2 separate regions of the Homo sapiens genome follow, and region 2 is linked to region 1. The links are chromatin loops, found by intact Hi-C in ENCODE. Cell type or tissue: PC-3. All regions are shown on one strand. Links, peaks and the distances in the headings refer to the core of each region. The heading gives the core; the rest is flanking DNA. Region 1 has its middle 450 kb from the start of ANKRD30A. Region 2 has its middle 8.7 kb from the start of MIR4683.

Region 1 (2,924 bases), core at 102-2,601:
AAAAGGTTTTGTGGGGGAAGTTAGTAAAAACACAAATTGATGTCCATTTCCTCCCATTTTCCATGTGCTTCCTTTGGTTAAATAAATATTCTAAAAGCATAAAATGCCTCATGTGTTGTGAAAACCTCTGAAAGGCCTCCATATGGTTTCTACTCAATTTCTCACTGGCAGATTTATAGTGGTGGCTGATGGGTGGATAAATCCTGCCTCAACCCAAAACTACTTGCCAGACTTGAATTTGATTGAAAAATGAAACATAACAAAAGCAAATGTATAACAAATATTTTCAGTCAGCAAACATGAGTTTCAACCCGGTTAACACCAGTGACCAATGCATTGGACCAGTTTGTCTCAAACATGCCCACAAGAAATGACCTGGGCGGAATGGCCATTTTGCATGCCAGGTTTTTCTCAAGTACCGTATTGCACCATAGGAACATTTGACCCCCTACTATTGCCATGAATAAACACCAGAAACTTAAGTGGAAAAAAATGCAGTGACCTGTCAAAAAAACTCAGCTTAATTTTTGGCAATTCACTGCATATCCTGGTTTGAATGAGTCCAGTTGGCACATTATATTGACAGTACTGCTGCCCCGAGAGGGTTTTATGGTCAGGGAGTGATTCACAGGACCACACAGCACCTCTGAAGATGGGATTGTTGTGATCTTAGGTGTCATCAAATATAGATCTGAACTTTAATAACAGAAATCTGTACCAAAATACATCAATGGAAATATCACATACGACATCCCTTAAAAGCAAACTCTATTGGCCGTGTGCGGTAGCTCACTCTTGCAATCCCAGCACTGTGGGAGGCCAAGGCAGGAAAATCACCTGAGGTCAGGAGTTCAAGACCAGCCTGGCCAACATGGCAAAACCCCGTCTCTACGAAAAAGTACAAAAAAATTAGCCGGGCATGGTGCTGTGTGCTTGTAATCGCAGCTACTCATGAGGCTGAGGCAGGAGAATCGCTTGAACCCAGGAGGTAGAGGTTGCAGTGAGCCGAAATTTCGCCACTACACTCCAGCCTGGGAGACAGAGCAGCAGGGCTCCGTCTCCAAAAAACAACCAAAAAAGCAAAGCTCTATTTAGCAAAGTCGGCTTGGTATGCTTTAGGTTTATAGGTTTACAAGAAATTGAAGGTGATGTTTATTTAGGCATGTAGCTGAGAAAATCTCGAAATACTGGAATTCATGAAATGTAGACATTTAGTCATACCATAGGCATCTTCTTAGTCCTTTGGAAATGTTTTGTCTTTATCACATATAAAAATGAACCTAGAGAACTGAAAATCATTTTTTTTTCCTCGATGGACAGAATAGGGGCTTCATCCTGGTTCATGTATTAATTCTTTCATTTCAGAAGCATTTATTGAAAACTTCCTTAAAACCAAAAGTTGTGACAGGTCTGGGAACACAAATATTTACTGTGCAGAAGTTAATTACAGCCTTCTAGTAAGAGAGGGAGAGACAGAGAGAGAGGGAGGCAGGGCATGGGATGGGGGAATTGAGTGATGGATTGAGAGGGGAATACCTTGCCGTTACACACAGAGGGGAAAATCTACACCCTGGGACATATCACTGTTGCTGCTACTTTATTTTAACAAGTGGTGGTAAATAATAGAGAAAAATATAAGTAATCTAAATTCAAATTCATTCATTTAATGGAGACATTGAGTTTTTTTTTTTTTTTTAGACGGAGTCTTGCTCTGTCACCCAGGTTGGAGTGCAGTGGCATGATCTCGGCTCACTGCAAGCTCCACCTCCTGGGTTCACGCCATTCTCCTGCCTCAGCCTCCCAAGCAGCTAGGACTACAGGCGCCCGCCACTACGACTGGCTAATTTTTTGTATTTTTTTAAATAGAGAGGGGGTTTCACTGTATTAGCCAGGATGGTCTTGATCTTCTGACCTCGTGATCCGCCCACCTGAGCCTCCCAAAGTGCTGGGATTACAGACGTGAGCCACCGTGCCCAGCCGACATGAGATTTTTTTTAAAAAAACACAAGAATCCATTTAACAAAATTTTTAAAGTAAAAAGATTAAATACTTTTATAGTTATTTCTTCATGCTTCATATATTTTAATTCAACTTTAAATTTACTAAAAATACATAATTTTATACTAAATTTTTTTTTGTTCTTAGAGAAAGCTAATTAAGAAATGAAGTGGATGTGGTGGCTCACACCTACAATCCCAGACACACAGAAGGCTGAAACTGAAGGATTTCTTGAGCCCAGGGGTTCAAGACCAGCCTGGGCAACATAGTGAGACCTCCTCTCAAATACAGAATGTTCTATACTAATGCTGATGATGGTGATAAGGTGCTGGCCAGCAGGCTAAATGTTTCTCTACATCTTCTCAGTTTGTTCTCACAGTGACTCTATGTGTCGATATTATGTTATCCAAGTTCTATGGATCAGATGTATGAGGCTTAGAGGGACTATCAACTTAATTGGAGCTAAGAAAAATACGCAAGTCTGCTTGACTCCAAAGCCATGCTGATAAATCGCTATGCTGTAAGGTGTTTCCATAGCTGCATAACACTCCATCTATGAAAATATTGACTCCACAGAGAGCACTTAAGGCTCATGGTGGCCTAGAATTCCAGATTTCAGAGCCAACAGAGACCTCAGAGTTCATGTAACCTGTCCCATTCCTGGAGCAGCACACACTCACTCACTTCCTCAAGCTGGACATTTAGGGGCCTTTCTCTCATTTTGTTCATGTGGCACCAACTCTGCTAATTTGGCCTTCACAATATTTCCAATCTGTTTTTTTTTTTTCCTTCATCTTCGTGGTCATTGTCTTATTCAAAGATGCCATGATTATCTCTGACCTGACCTGTAATCCCAGCACTTTGGGAGGCTAACGAAGGCGGATTGTAATCCCAGCTACTCAGGAGACTGAGGAAGGAGAATCGTT
Region 2 (2,924 bases), core at 122-2,621, 1.0 Mb before region 1:
CATCAGCCAGAGTCAGGAAAACCTCCGCACTTACTTGGGAAAGTGGATTTCACTTTCTGGGGCTTTGGTTAAGGACTCTTAACTTCTTGTATGATACCCAGAGACAGAGCAGATTTCTGCACCAAATGAATGCTATCTTATAATTCTACAACTTTAACAATGTGCTAGCATGAGGTAAGGTACTATCAGGTTCCTTTTAAAGAGGTGAGGTGAAGACACATGTATTGACACGCATTCAGGATTCCCCTGACCCACTGTTGGCTTGACCCTTGCTTCCTGGGCTACAATACGACCCTGCACCCAGTCTTAGAAAGTCAGGCCTGTCTTTGGTCTCTGCAGACTGACTGAGGTTTCATTTCCAGCTGAGTTGGTCTCAATACATAAACATCTACTGAACAAGAAGAGAATATTTTATTTTATTTTATTTTTTAAATTCAGGGAATACATGTGCCAGTTTGTTACATGGATATATTGTGCAATACTGAGGTTTAAGCTTCTATTGAACCTGTTACCCAAATAGTGAACATAATTCCCAATAGAAAGTTTTTCATCTTGCCCTCTTTTTTCCCTCCCACTTTTGGAGTCCCCAGTGTCTATAATTCCTGTTTTTATGTCCATATGTAGCCAATGTGTAGTTCCCCCTTAGAAGTGAGAACATGTGGTATTTGGTTTTCTGTTCCTGTGTTATTTCACTTAGGATAATGGCCTCTAGCTGCAACCATGTTGCTGCAATGGACATGATTTCATTCTTCTTTTTGTGGCTGCATAGTACTCCACAATGTATAGCGTACCACATTTTTAAAATCCAATCCACTGTTGATGGGCACCTAGGTTGATTCTATGTCTTTGCTATTGTGAATAATGCTGCAATAAGCATATGAGTGCAGGTGTCTTTTTGGTAGGAAGATAATATTTGAATATCTTTACTAACTAACACATCCACCTTATTGATTCCTCCTAACTTCACAGGTTGGGTTTAATTTCTAGTTTAATAGAATTATACCCTATGTGCACAATTCTTTGTTATTTCCTTATAGGTGAAAAAACAGTTATCAAAAACTGTGTACTGAGAAGTTCTTTCTTGGGGCCAGGTGAGGGCACTCCTGTCATCTCCCAAATACCTCTCAGGGTGACAAAAAGAAAAAAATAACTGCTTTTGTTTAGTCAAGTTAGATGACAATAGCTAGTTTGCTTAGCTAATTTCTATTTCTATATATCTATATAGATCTATATGTCTACAGATCTACAGATTTATATATCTATAAATACATCTACATATCCAGATCTGTATCTGCATATATTTCACTTTGGATGATAATACCACATTCAGTTACATTCACTGGTTTTCAACTCTGGCGGCACATGGGAATTGCCTGGGGAAGTTTTAGAAAACTTTGAATTCTCAGCTGGCACCCCCCAAAATTCTGATTCTGTTGGTTTGGGGTGCAACATGGGCATTGGTAATGATAAAAAAAAAACAAAAACATACCCCAAGTGCTTTTAACATGTAAGCATGGTAAGAACTACTGCTGGAGTGCTAGTTAATTAAAAATGGGCTTGTTAGGGGTGAAAATATTAGAAATTGGTTTTCTAATTTAAATCAGTGTATGATTCACCTGCATGATAAACATGGTGCTATAAAAGCATGCGTTTGTCCCCTGTGAAGAATGGCTGTGCCCCAGATTCGGAAAGCTATCCAACTTGGGTTGTTTCACTAACATTGATCCTAACTTTGCCTTTTGTCCTGGGGCAATTCCTTCCTTCCACCTTTCTCTGGCTACTGGCTGACCTTTTCAGCTGCCACCCATGCTCTTGGCCCCCTCCCGGGCACAGCCTGCAGCATGAGTCTGCTGGGCCAGTCAAGCTCTTCCTCAGGTTGCTCTGTCATTGCAGAGATTTCTGGGACGCTCTCTTGGGTTCCCTAAGCCCTTTTCTCTCCCTGATCCCTGCACTGGCCTTCACGGCACAGTGGTTCTGCTGTTTCTCCTTCTGCCTGGCCGAGGCCAGGCTCTCCCTGAAAGGCCCTCAGGCCTCTGCCAGCCAGGGCCAACACGTTCCACATTTGGCCCCTCTCCCCATGTGAACTCAATCAGTAACAGAAGCCCATCTGACTAATAGAGGATTAGTCCTCTCTCACACTGCTATAAAGATACTCCCTGAGACAGGGTCATTGACAAAGGAAAGAGGAGTAATTGGCTCACAGCTCCGCGTGGCTGGGGAAGCCTCAGGAAACTTACAATCATGGTGGAAGGTGAAGGGGAAGCAGACACATCTTACACAGTCACAGGAGAGCGAAAGAGAGAAAGAGGGAAGTGCCAGACACTTACCAAACAAGACCACTTGAAAACTCACTCACTATCGGAACATCAAGGGGGGGAATCCGTCCCCATAATCCAGTCACCCCCCACTAGGTTCCTCCCTTGACATGTGGGGATTACAATTCAAAACGAGATTAGGGTGGGGACACAGAACCAAACCATATTACTCCCAGTCACTGTGCCTTCTCACTAAGCTAGAACACAGACTCTTAAATGTGGAATTTATTGGAACACGGTGGCTGTAGAAGGCAAAAGGCAGGTGAGCTGGCCTAAGTTGGCCAGGATCCCAAGAGGCAAGCCTTTCCACAGTGCTCCTCTTGTCTCTGAAGGATGGGCGTTCACATTTCCTGTGTAGGCCACCACCAAACTGTGAGAGAACTCTGCTATGATTCTGTAACCAGGTAAACACAGCCCTGGTAAGTTGCTGTATCAGCTATGAATGCATTTTTTTTTTTTTTTTTGAGATAGACTCTTTCTCTATTGCTCATGCTGGAGTGCAGTAGCAGATTCATAGCTTACTGCAGGCTTGAACTCTTGGACTCAAGCGATCCTTCTGTCTCAGTCTCCCAAGGGACTACAGGCATGCATTACCACACCTGGCTTTTT

What was found. A loop is a pair of places that touch in the nucleus more often than their neighbours do. Peaks named below come from ENCODE experiments on the same cell type or tissue, not always from the same donor. Only the 100,000 strongest peaks of a DNase experiment are listed, where the experiment ranks them.
Region 2: a loop joins it to region 1, with 7 times the contacts of the local background. A loop is called at or near these places in 1 of 110 quality-filtered maps.

What each region holds. Positions count from the first base shown.
Region 1 is chr10:36,670,676-36,673,599 of GRCh38, forward strand. No RefSeq gene overlaps it. Among named protein-coding and RNA genes, the nearest start is that of ANKRD30A, 450 kb to the right of the region's middle. In PC-3, for the core only: no CTCF peak of the experiment used is centred there; DNase peaks (open chromatin) are centred at 586 and 1,176; H3K4me3 peaks cover 869 bases; H3K27ac peaks cover 1,586 bases.
Region 2 is chr10:35,631,132-35,634,055 of GRCh38, forward strand. No RefSeq gene overlaps it. Among named protein-coding and RNA genes, the nearest start is that of MIR4683, 8.7 kb to the right of the region's middle. In PC-3, for the core only: CTCF peaks have their summits at 1,100 (motif pointing right) and 1,303; a DNase peak (open chromatin) is centred at 1,100; H3K27ac peaks cover 1,284 bases.